Regions from separate parts of the Homo sapiens genome. Here region 1 is linked to region 2. A link is a contact called in ENCODE Hi-C or POLR2A ChIA-PET data. All regions are on one chromosome and are shown on one strand. The core of a region is the stretch at or near the end of the contact, and the rest is flanking DNA. Distances in the headings are between cores, read along the strand shown.

The links. Hi-C counts contacts between places; a loop is a spot of excess contacts on that map. ChIA-PET counts read pairs that join two places held with the same protein, here RNA polymerase II (POLR2A). Pooled maps may share reads with other maps.
Region 1: a loop to region 2 is called in a map of CD8-positive, alpha-beta T cell, with 20 times the contacts of the local background. The contact joins the promoter of ABAT here to the promoter of NUBP1 in region 2. A Hi-C loop is called at or near these places in 3 of 168 maps with a recorded cell type or tissue (CD4-positive, alpha-beta T cell, CD8-positive, alpha-beta T cell and naive thymus-derived CD4-positive, alpha-beta T cell) and 9 of 50 pooled maps. POLR2A ChIA-PET finds 5 or more read pairs at or near these places in 1 of 52 experiments (activated T-cell).

The regions. Positions count from the first base shown.
Region 1 is chr16:8,670,609-8,676,521 of GRCh38, reverse strand. ABAT (4-aminobutyrate aminotransferase) reads right to left here and starts at 1,905. Exons shown (of 16, transcript NM_020686.6): 1 at 1,811-1,905. RefSeq lists a silencer at 1,853-2,312 and enhancers at 1,907-2,406, 2,407-2,908.
Region 2 is chr16:10,741,818-10,747,235 of GRCh38, reverse strand. It overlaps NUBP1 (NUBP iron-sulfur cluster assembly factor 1, cytosolic), which reads right to left and starts at 3,394. Exons shown (of 11, transcript NM_002484.4): 1 at 3,354-3,394; 2 at 3,171-3,275; 3 at 1-93. The coding sequence starts at 3,372. RefSeq lists an enhancer at 3,536-3,585.

The sequences.
Region 1 (5,913 bases), core at 656-3,155, 2.1 Mb after region 2:
ATGGCATTGAGTTCCAGCTCTGCCCCTTCCTGGCTTCATGACCTTTGCAGAGCCTTGGCGCTTCCTCTGACAAGTGGGGACTTGGGACCCAGCAGTCCCCAAGTCCCCATTGTAAATGTGAGGACTGGGGCTTGTGTCAGGGATCCTAGCACCTTAAGGGTCCTGGAGGGGTTGGGGCCAGCTGTCTCCCACAGGCTGGGTGACCTTGAGCAAGTCTCTTCCCCTTTTGTGCCTCTGTGTGTTTAACTGTCAAATGAAGGGGCCACGTCTTTAATGCAGAAGCCCTTTTAGGTCTTAGGACTCCAGACTGGACCATTTACCTCTCCCCGTGGCTAACCTCTTTGGGCCTCGAGAAAACACATTTCTCTATGACTCCACGCCGCAACACAGGCTCCAAAGAGCAAGACACAACTCACTGCCTCCCTCTCTCCTGCCTCCCAACCTGACCCACCAGAGAAGAGCTCTTCCCACCCCCTCCCCACCCCCAGGTCACCAACATCCTGTCCCTTAGTCTAGCTTCATCAAAGCAGCAAAGCCAACACTGTCTCCTCCCCAGTGGATGGGCCCAGCAGCACCCATTTCTCTTGGCTGAGTGCCCAGGGAATTCCACCAGGCAATGTCCACAGGCGCTTGCGGGGGTGCACACTTTAGGGGGGAAATGCGGGCCCTCTTGGAAGAGGGCCAGCTGTCCTCCCAGACTGCAAGAGAGAATGCATTGAACACAGCCTTTGTGCGTGTGTTGGGGCAGGGAGCGGGGGAGAGGTGGCGGGTGGTCTCTGCTGGTCCTGCTGCCTCAGAGGCCATCTCTGTTGTCAGAGTTTGAAGACTCCTGGAAGGGCCTCTAGGCCCCAGATCCCAGTTTTAAGAGCTCCAGTCTTACTAAATCTCGCTGAACCCCCTCTAGTCTTACCTTGGCCAGGGTGGGTGAGGAAAGGTGAGAGGATGTGAAATAGGTGGGGCAGCCAGGTGTGGGAGTGGAGTTGGGGTGAGGTGGAGAAGGATGGGATTGGGAGCGGTGGGAGGATGGTGCAGGGGGTTACTAGGATGGGGTTTGTGTGAAAGGGCTTGGGTGGAGTGGAGGGAGGTGGATGACTTGGAGGGGTGGCCAGACCTTTGCCCTGCTCCTGAGTATGAAGGTCCCTCATTTTACATCTTTACTGGGGAGGAGAGGGGAAATCCCCAAAAGCCTTTAATGTGGTGGTGTCAGAGGCCACCCTGCCTCTCTGACGGGTAGGGAGGGGTCTCCGGCAGGGCTAAGGGTGAATCATCTATCTCTCCAGAGCCCAGTATCTGGGGTGGGAGGGTGACTTGCAGAGTCTCTGCTCCGGGATTTCCTTGTCTTATGATGGGGGGAGAGCTTCCATTTGTCATGGAGGGGGAGGTCACTGTAATTTATAAGCTGAGAAGACCCCCATTATTCCGAAAGAGAGGGGAGAAGGAAGACACCCAAACTTAGTTTTCTAAGGATGGGGAAGGGGCATCAGTCTCCCAAGAGGTGAGGGGGCTCTAGAGACCTGGAGACCACTTTTTGGGGCCGCATTCTATTTCAAGCGGTAAAAGGGAGAGGACTTCTGTCTAGAGCTGGAGCCAGGAGGAAGGGCCCATTTCTGAAGGAGAAAGGAAGGTATTTTGCTCTCTGGGGGGTGGGAGCCCCTGTCTTTTCGGGGGAGGGCCCCGCGTCTTGGGAAGATGAGGGCTCCGTTTCCAGGAGAAGATGCCCAGGTTTTGCTCCTGGGGGCAGGGCAGAAGGACCTCCTCTCGGCTCCCCTCGGAAGGGCCCGTCCCAAGCCACCCGGCGCCTCGCGCTCACCTCCAGGCCCCGTCTCCGATCTGCGGGATCCGATCCGCCGGGTTCCGACTTGCGGGATGCGCGCCCCGAGTTCCGGCAGCGCTGGGTGTCTGCTCGACTTCCCCCAGCGACTCGCCGGACTCCCTGGCTCCGCCGAGCGTCCCGGCCAATCAGCGCCGCCAGCCCCGGCCCTCGCTTTCGCCACAGCCAATGGGTGCGCCCGCCACGGGCCACCGCCCCCAGGAGGGAGGTGGCAGGCGGGGCGGGGGCAGAGTCCAGCCTCCGGGGGCGGGGGAGACGGGGGCTGGGGCGGGACCCACCAGAGGGACCGCGAGGGCTGGGAGGGAGTCCTGGGACTGGGGAGGAGACGGCTGAGGACCCCCGTCAAGTTGTGGGGACCCTGACCCTCTGGGGGGCAGCTCCATAGGTTGATTTAACCTGGATCTTAATGGGCCATTTACACCCTCAGGGCTGCAGGCGAGTGTAACTCCACCTCCACCCGCGTCTCGGATCCGGTCTCTGGAGCTCCAGAGTCGGAATCAGAAGGGGTTCCTTTGCGGAGAAGGGAAGGAGCATCCCGCCCTCCCCACCTCACTCCCCATCTCGGCGCTCAGGGCCCTGCCAGCCCTTCTTGCTCCCAGCTACTTTCCTCCGCCTGGCCCCAGCGCTCCGGAAGACAAACAGGGCGCTGGGAGTCAGAGGTGGTTCCTTCTGCATGACCTGGAGCAGGTCACTGCGCCTCCTGATCCTCAATTTCCTGAAATTGGGACAACAGAGATTGTACCTCCTTCGTGGGTATAAACGAGACCCTAGATATGATGAAGGTGCCTTTCTACCGTTGTATAAAATGCTGTGTGGAAGATAATTAATACTCAGGTGTGACGGATGGATAGCCCCCCCACAGCTTTCTAGAGGTATTTGGAAAGAGGATGCAATCTTTCAGTGACAAAATCAAAGACACAAAGAACTGCTCATCAAGACAACAGGCGATCACCAAGTCCTCATAATGAATGAATGGATGGATGGAGAGTACAGACCTTAAAGGCAGAGAAAGAGTTCAGCTTGGTTCTCCCCACTCACCCTGATCACTGATAACTTGGTCTGTGGAGTCTTGTAGAACCCTGAGGTCTCTCCTCCTGCTGTCCAGGAATCCAGGCTGCCCTATCTCTGATTACACAAGCGCTATAGTCCTTGCAATTAAAGAATTAAGATAAAGTAAACACATAGATAAATAGAAAGCTGCCAAACAAATCATTCACCTCCTAGTGTCACCTCTGGGGACCCTCCCCCCCAACACACACACACACACACACACACACACACACACACACACACAGAGCAGTAAATAAGAATAATTGAGGCCTGGCACAGTGGCTTACGCCTGTAATTCCAGCACTTTGGGAGGCCGAGGCAGGCAGATCACTTGATGCCCAGAGCTCGAGACCAGCCTGGCCATCATGGGGAAACCCCCTTTCTATTAAAAATACAAAAATTAGCCTGGCATGGTGGCACCTGCCTGTAATCCCAGCTACCTGGGAGGCTGAGACATGAGAATCGCTTGAATGGAGAGGCAGTGGTTGCACTGAGGTGAGATGGCACCACTGCACTCTAGCCTGGGTGATTGTCACCTTGCTTGAGGAACTTGATGAGGCCTGTGCTGAAAATCTAGCAATTTTTTCTTAAAACCAAAGCCATGAACATAATCCCCTTTACTACCCTTGACCTGCCCAAAGAAATACAACGGCCAATAAACATGGGAGATGACACTTTGAAAAGGAAAGGCAAGTTAAAACCAAAAGAGGGAAAGAGTTTACCTACCAAAATGACCTTGTTTTTATTATTATAATTACTATTCTTTGCAAAGACTTCAAGGAGTTTCATGTATTGATGATGGCAGTAGAAAGATCACAGCCTTTCTGGAGGGAAATTGGGTATTTCTATTTTAAAAATCTTAAAAGTAAGTTGACCCTTTGATCTAGCAATCCAATCCCTATGAACTTATCTGAAAACATTTAAAGGTACAAAGATTTAATGATAAAGTAGCTTACTACCATTTTGTTTATCACAGGGAAAAACTGGGAACAACTTGAATGCACAACAGCAGGGACTCAGAGGGAAATTGTTGCATGAAATTGAACAATAAACATAGGTATGAAATATTGAATGGGGCTGGGTGTGGTGACACGCCTGTAATTCCAGCACTTTGGGAAGCCAAGGCAAGAGGATCGCTTGAGCCAAGGAGTTCAAGACCAGCCTGGGTAACATAGTGAAACCCTGTCTCTACAAAAAATACAAAAATTATCCGGGCGATGTGGCGCATGCATGTAGTCCCAGCTACTCAGGAGACTGAGGCAGCCTTGAGCCTGGGAGGTTGAGGCTGCTGTGGGCCAAGATTACACCACTGTACTCCAGCTGGGTGACAGAGTGAGACCCTGTCTCAAAAACAAAACAAAACAAATCTCAAAATGTTAAGTTATTTGCAAAAACAGTATATTTGGTACTGTCTTACTTTTTGTTAAACATCTTACTTTTTGTTAAATCTACCAGGTAGAGCTAGATCAATGCTGTGTAATATAACTTTCTATGATGCTCTATATCTGTGCCGTCCCGTGTGGTAGCCACTAGCCACATGGAGGTATTGAACACCTGAAATGACTAATTTTGGTATCCAAGATGTTTAAAAAAAAAAAAGAAAGAAAGAAATAATAAAAAAAGGAAAAGGGAAAAATAAATTTAAAATTTTGGAAAAAGCAATGACTAGTTAACCGAATAACTGTATTTTAATTGTATCTATTTATTTATTTTTTTAGAGACGGAGTCTCGCTCTGTCACCCAGGCTGGAGTGCAGTGGTGTGATCTCAGCTCGCTGCAACCTCTGCCTCCCAGGTTCAAGCGGTTCTCCTGCCTAAGCCTCCTGAGTAGTTGGGATTACAAGCGTGCTCCACCACGCCTGGCTCGTTGTTTAATTTTTTAATTTTTAGTAGAGACAGGGTTTCGTCATGTTGGCCAGGCTGGTCTCAAACTCCTGGCCTCCAGTGATCTGCCTGCCTCAGCCTCCCAAAGTGCTGGGATTACAGGTGTGAACCACCACGCCCAGCCTGTATCTAATTTTAATTTAAGGTGTAACAGTAACAGGTAGCTAGTGGCTATCATATTAAAAGGCACCGATATAGCTAGCTAGCAATGCTGAGTGAAAAACTGTGTTCAGTAGGAGAATGGTTATTTTTGTGTATTGAAATTATAGATTATTCTAATATTACTTTATTTGCATGTCCATGTCAGTAATTTCTTTTTATCCCCTTGGGTTTATTTTTAATAGAGGATAAACTTTACAATGTCACTAATTTCTAATTATTCTGTAATGAATATATATTACTCTGGTACTAAGAAGAAAATATTTAAAATGAAAAACAGAAAGGAAAAGTCTAAACCAAAGGGCCCGGAGTGGTGGCTCACACCTGTAATCCCAGTATTCTGGGAGGCTGAGGCGGGCAGATCACTTGAGGCCAGGGGTTCGAGACCAGCCTGGCCAACATGGCGAAACCCCATCTCTATTTATAAATAATTTTTTTTTAAAAAAGAGTCTAAGCCAAAGGTTGACAAACTATAGCTCATAGACCAAATGTAGTTCATCATGTTTTCCTATGACCATGAGCTAAGATTGGTTTTACATATTAAATGGTTAAAAAAATTCACAAGAAGAATAATGTTATGTGACACATAGAAACTACATAAAATTCAAATTTTACTGTGCATAAATAAAATTTTATGGGAACACAGCCAGGCCTATTTATTTATGCATTGTCTATGGCTGTCTGTGAGCTACAACAGCAGAGCTGAGTAGCTGTGACAGAGACTCTGTGACCTGAAAAGACAACAATATTTACCTTCCAGCCCTTTGCGAAAAATCTGCCGTGTCCTGGTCTAAGGCAATCAAGGGAAATAAGAAGTGTGTGTAGCCATCTTCATTCATCTGTTCATTCATTCATTCAACTAGGTTTTGAGCACCCATTTGTGGGTCAGGCCCTAGGAAAGGGCACTTCTAGAGGATAAAAGGAGCTGCTTTGTCTCTACTTAAGGACTAGGGAGAGAAGGCTATTTAGAGCCAGGTGCTTTGCAAGCTG
Region 2 (5,418 bases), core at 2,145-4,644:
CGCTGAATGTGCTTTTCCCAACACCGCCTTTCCCAGACAATACCAAGATTTTGTGTTTTACAGTCTTCATTTTCTCTTTGATTTCCTCTATAGCTGCAAAGAAAACCAAAGTTCAGGGGATGAGGTCCCACACCAAACCTCGAATGTCACGCTTCCAGTCAACTAGAAAGAGCTAAGTCCTAGTCCTAGTACTAGTCCTGGGGCTGTTTAAAACGATCCTCTGAAATACCTCTCAGACAATGGTAGAAATAAGTGCTAGGAAGAAAATAAGGCTATTATCACACTTGAAGGGGTCTCATTTATTGGTTTACACGTTTGTCTCCCCCAACTAGAACATAGTCTCCACAAAGGTAGGAACTGTCTGAAGCTTTCAGTGCTGTATTCCCAGCTCCAGAAGAGAACTTTGCAAACAGCAATGGTCACCAACTTGGGGACAAAATCCCCCAGAGACATTTGGTAATGTCTGGAGACACTGTTCTTTCTTTCTTTTTTTTTTGAGACAGAGTGTTGCTCTGTCGCCCAGGATGGAGTGCAGTGGCGTGATCTCGGCTCACTGCAACACTGCCTCCTGGGTTCAAGCGATTCTCCTGCCTTAGCCTCCCAAGTAGCTGGGATTACAGGTGCCTGCCACCATGCCTGGCTAATTTTTGTATTTTTAATAGAGACGGTGTTTCTCTATGTTGGCCAGGCTAGTCTCGAACTTCCAACCTCAAGTGATCCACCCACCTTGGCCTCCCAAAGTGTTGGAATTACAGGTGTGAGCCACCATGCTCAGCCTGGAGACACTTTTCATTGTCACAGGAGAGGTACTGCTGGCATTTAATGGGTACAGCCCAGATTGTGCTAAATGTCCTACAATGCACAGGACAGCCCCCCACAACAAAGAGTGATCCTGCCCCAAATGTCAGCAGTGCTGAGGTTGAGAAACTCTGATAGACAGCAGGCACATACTAAGTATCTGCCAATGAAACTATCTTATTTCAAATCCTTAAAACAATACACGAGGTATAAAGGAAATTAAAAAGTCTCATGACTGGCCAAACTCAAGTGAAAGTTAAGCCTGGAAACCTCCCAACACTGCTGTCCTCCTCCCCATCAACAGACAGCTGTTACTTCCCAACCTTGTGTCAAAGCATTCTACATTAACCAGACACCTGCAAAAGGCCAAAGGCCCCATGCAATCCATTGTGGGATGACTGCCCTCACAAGTTGCTCCTAAGGAACTCCTTTGCTGGCCCCTAAATCTTTGAAGATGAGTATCCTCCCATAAACAAGGACATGCCAACTGTAACTTTAGGACTGTAACCTCAGTCTAACTCCTTCCCTATTACTGATGTCTGTTAAACGCCACACTGACCATGTCCATTACAAGCTTATCCTCCCACATGCCAAACAAAGATGGGATGAGATAGTCCTTCCTCTCCTACCCTGAGACGTCTGCCTAATTAATTCTTCCTTTATTCCCTCTTTTGAATGTTTACTTTATTTTCTGAATAGTGTAGATATACTGGGCACGAATTAAAACCTCACAAGAATGTAACTACCTGCCACGAGGCCTACTGCACTTTTTCCTGCATGCTTTTTCCCCTTTTAATGAAATATATAAACACCAGCCTTCTGGAACCACTCCATCGAGCACAGGCCACAGATGTTTCTGTCACTTGTATTTTCCAGGGCACGCCCTCAAGCTCTGGCCCAATAAACCTCCACTGAGGCTCAGTTCAGTCTCTCCATTGCATTGACAGAGATAACTATTTTTCTCTTCATTTTTTTTTTTCTTTGAGACAGGGTCTCACTCTGTCACCCAGGCTGGAGTGCAGTGGCACGATCTCAGCTCACTGCAACCTCCACCTCCCGGGTTCAAGTGATCCTCCCACCTCAGCCTCGAGGGCGGGCATGCACCACCATGCTGGCTAATTTTTGTATTTTTAGTAGAGACAGGTTTCACCATGTTGGCCAGGCTGGTCTCGAACTCCTGACCTCAAGTGATCCATCCACCCGCCTCGGCCTCCCAAAGTGCTGGGATTACAGGCGTGAGCCACTGCACCCGGCCTGTCTCCATTTTTGATGAGGAACCAGAAGCTCAGAGAGGTTAGGACTATTGCTGAAGGTCACACCGCATGGATCCAAGAATCAAATCCAAGTCTCTCTCTGAACTCCTTCAAGATTCTCCCCCTTGGCCAGGTGCAGTGGCTCATGCCTGTAATCCCAGCACTTTGGGAGGCCCAGGCAGATGCATCACTTGAGGTCAGGAGTTCGAGACCAACCTGGTCAACATGGTGAAACTCTGGTTCTACTAAAAATATAAAAATTAGCCAGCCGTGGTGGCAGGCGCCTGTAGTCCCAGGTACTCGGGAGACTGAGGCACGAGAATCGCTTGAACCTGAGAGGTGAAAGTTGCAGTGAGCCGAGATCACACCACTGCACTCTGGTCTGGGCTACACAGCAAGACTCTGTCTAAAAAAAAAGGGGGAAAAAAAAGAAAAAAAAATATTGTCCTCCTGCCTCCTGCTTTTTAAGGTCCTTCTGAGCAGGCTCCCTGGGTCCTCTCATCCTGGAATCTGTGCTTCACAGCACTTAAAGCTGCGGTGGTTTAGTTGCTAGCTCACGTGTTTGTTTCCCCAGTAAAGCTAAACTCCACTAGAGCAGTGACCACGCCTGATCCCCAGCTGTGTCCCCAGGACAGCACCAAACCTACGAGGCGATCAACACATTTCTGCTGAATGAGTGGGAGAATCACTCCTCAAAAGGAAGAAAATTGTGTCAAGAAAGTAGCTGGCAGAGCCAGGATGTAAGTCCGAAGACTCCCCGACTTCGAAGCTTATCCCGTTTTTCTCTGCGGTCTGTTATTGTCACTCAAACCTCTGGCCCCGACCCTCTTAATTAATGTCCCTTTCGACTCCGCGCCGGTCAGTCTCCACCCTCCATCCGCGCCAGGTCCTTCGCGCTCGCCTTCTAAAGGCCTCGTTCCTGTCAGTCATTCCAAGCTCCGCCCTCACCCTGCCCACTTTCCACGCCCCGCCCCTTCTGGGCCCCACCCCTCTCCGAATACAATACCTTCTAGCCTGCCGCTGTCAGTCATTCTGCAGATCCCGCCCCCTCCCTCCCACGCCCCGCCTTTTCCGGGCCTGCGCCTCTAAGTTCCTGTTGAGGCCTTGCCCTTTTCTCACCCGTGTCCGGAGTGGCCCCCGCTCCAGAAGCGCACAGCCGCTGGTTGGGGCATCCCTGACATGAAGCCCCTCTGCCCGCCTGGGCGCTGTCGGCCCCTGGACAGTCTGCGCAGAGACAAGACCACAGTTAGAGCAGCTCCCGACACTTTCGCCCCGCGACCCACGCCCCCTCCGCGAGCTTACCGTGAGGCACCTCCTCCATTCCGTCGCCTTTGCCGCCTTCGTGGTCACCGGAACCCGCTGTCGTACATTTCCGCCTTGTGGGCACAATCTGATTCTCCGACCGCGCGAAATAAGTCTCGGAAAGGGGGCTGTGCGCACGCGCGAACCTTGGGCCGAAAGACTGGGACTCAACGTCTGTTCCTTTTCAGAGATTTCCTATCATAAATACTTCTGCAGTGCATCTCCTAAGAACAAAGCCATTCTTCATGACATCAGTGCCATTTTCATACCCAAGAGATTTAATATCGATGCAGTACTAGCCAATGCAGTATTAGCCAATAGACAGTTTATATTTCAATTTCAGTTGTTAGACCCCCTCCCCTGCTGGATTCACTCACTGCCTGGAGTTATTTCTCTTCGGTCTCCTTTAATTCAGATCAGTCCTTCTTTTTTTAGGGGGGGTCTCATCACCTTGATAATTTTGACGGGTCCAGACCAGTTGTGTAATAGAATATCCCATATTCTTGATTTGTCTAATCCTCCCCTCCCTCTTGCCTTGTAATTAGATAAAGGTTAATTTTTCTTTTTTCCTGCAGAACACACTTGGATAATGTCAGTTTGTCCCGTTTTTGGTAATGTGAAGCTTGATCGCTTGCTAAAGGTGGTGTCTGCCCCATTTCTCCATTTAATGTTTCCTTCTTCCATTTGTAATTAACAGGTACTCTCTGGGACCATCTTCTTCTCTATCAGCCTTTCACTCAGTGATTTTAGCAGCATTTATATATATATATATAAAACTATAGATTATATATATGATAAATATATATCAGTTTTATACCCTCTCTTTTTTTCTTTTTTTTCGAAGACTCACTATGGATTCCTGGATTTTTTAAAATTGTCTTTTATAATCAATTATTATTCTTTCTGGTCGATTTTTTTTCCCCCAGATGTGGCCAGTGAAGCCCCTTCAAGACAGTTCTTATGTTCTTTGGGCACTAATCCAGCTTCTTTGAGCATTTTCTTGCTTTCTGATACAAGATGTTTCAGTCATCCCTTCTCCCTGCTGCAGTCATTTCTTCAGGGAGCCTTGGTTACTTTTTAGCAGACAACAGTTCAGAAACCAAGATGTGGATGCCACAAATGCTCATTGCTACTGGAGTGTCATTGCTCACAGGTTTGGCACCTGGAATATTAATGAGTGAACAAACTTTACCTAGCCCCAGACACTAAGAATATGGAAACGTTTATTTATTTATTTATTTTTGAGGCGGATTCTCGCTCTGTCACCCAGGCTGGAGTGCAGTGGTGGGATCTCGGCTCACTGCAAGCTCCGCCTTCTGGGTTCACGTCATTCTCCTGCCTCAGCCACCCGAGTAGCTGAGACTACAGGCCACCACGCCCGGCTAATTTTTTGTATTTTTAGTAGAGACAGGGTTTCACCATGTTAGCCAGAATGGTCTCGATCTCCTGACCTCGTGATCTGCCCGCCTTGGCCTCCCAAAGTGTTGGGATTACAGGCATGAGCCACCGCACCCGGCCTCGGAAACATTTATTAAACAGCAGTGTATCAGCTGCCTGTCACTACCACTAATTATAGCCAGCATTTTGTAGAATACTTACCGTTTGGCAGCTGTCATCTTTGTGCTTTCATGTGAATTACCTAATTTATGTCCTTTCATAGTCCTACTGTCTCCATTTTTGGATAAGGAAACTGAGGCTTAAAGTAAACTACTTTCCCGAGGTCGCATGACTGGTAGCAGGGGAACCAGGGTGATAAACTTGGTCTGTCTGGCTGCAGAGCCTGCACTTAGTAACACATGGTCCCAGCCAGCACTGGGCTAGATGCCAATGATTCCAGACTAACCTGGACCCTGCCATCTGGAGCACAGTCTGGTCGGGAGAAGAGGACCAGAGTGATGGGGCATCAGCAAAGGCCTGGAGAGCAGAGAGGAAGTCACCTATCAGGTAGGGACTGTTGTCATTTCCGTTTTACAGGTGATAAGATGGCTGCAAAGATTTACTTGTCCACAGTCTGAGAGGCAGAAAGAGCAGAACTGGGTTTTTAACCAAGTCTGATACAGGGCCT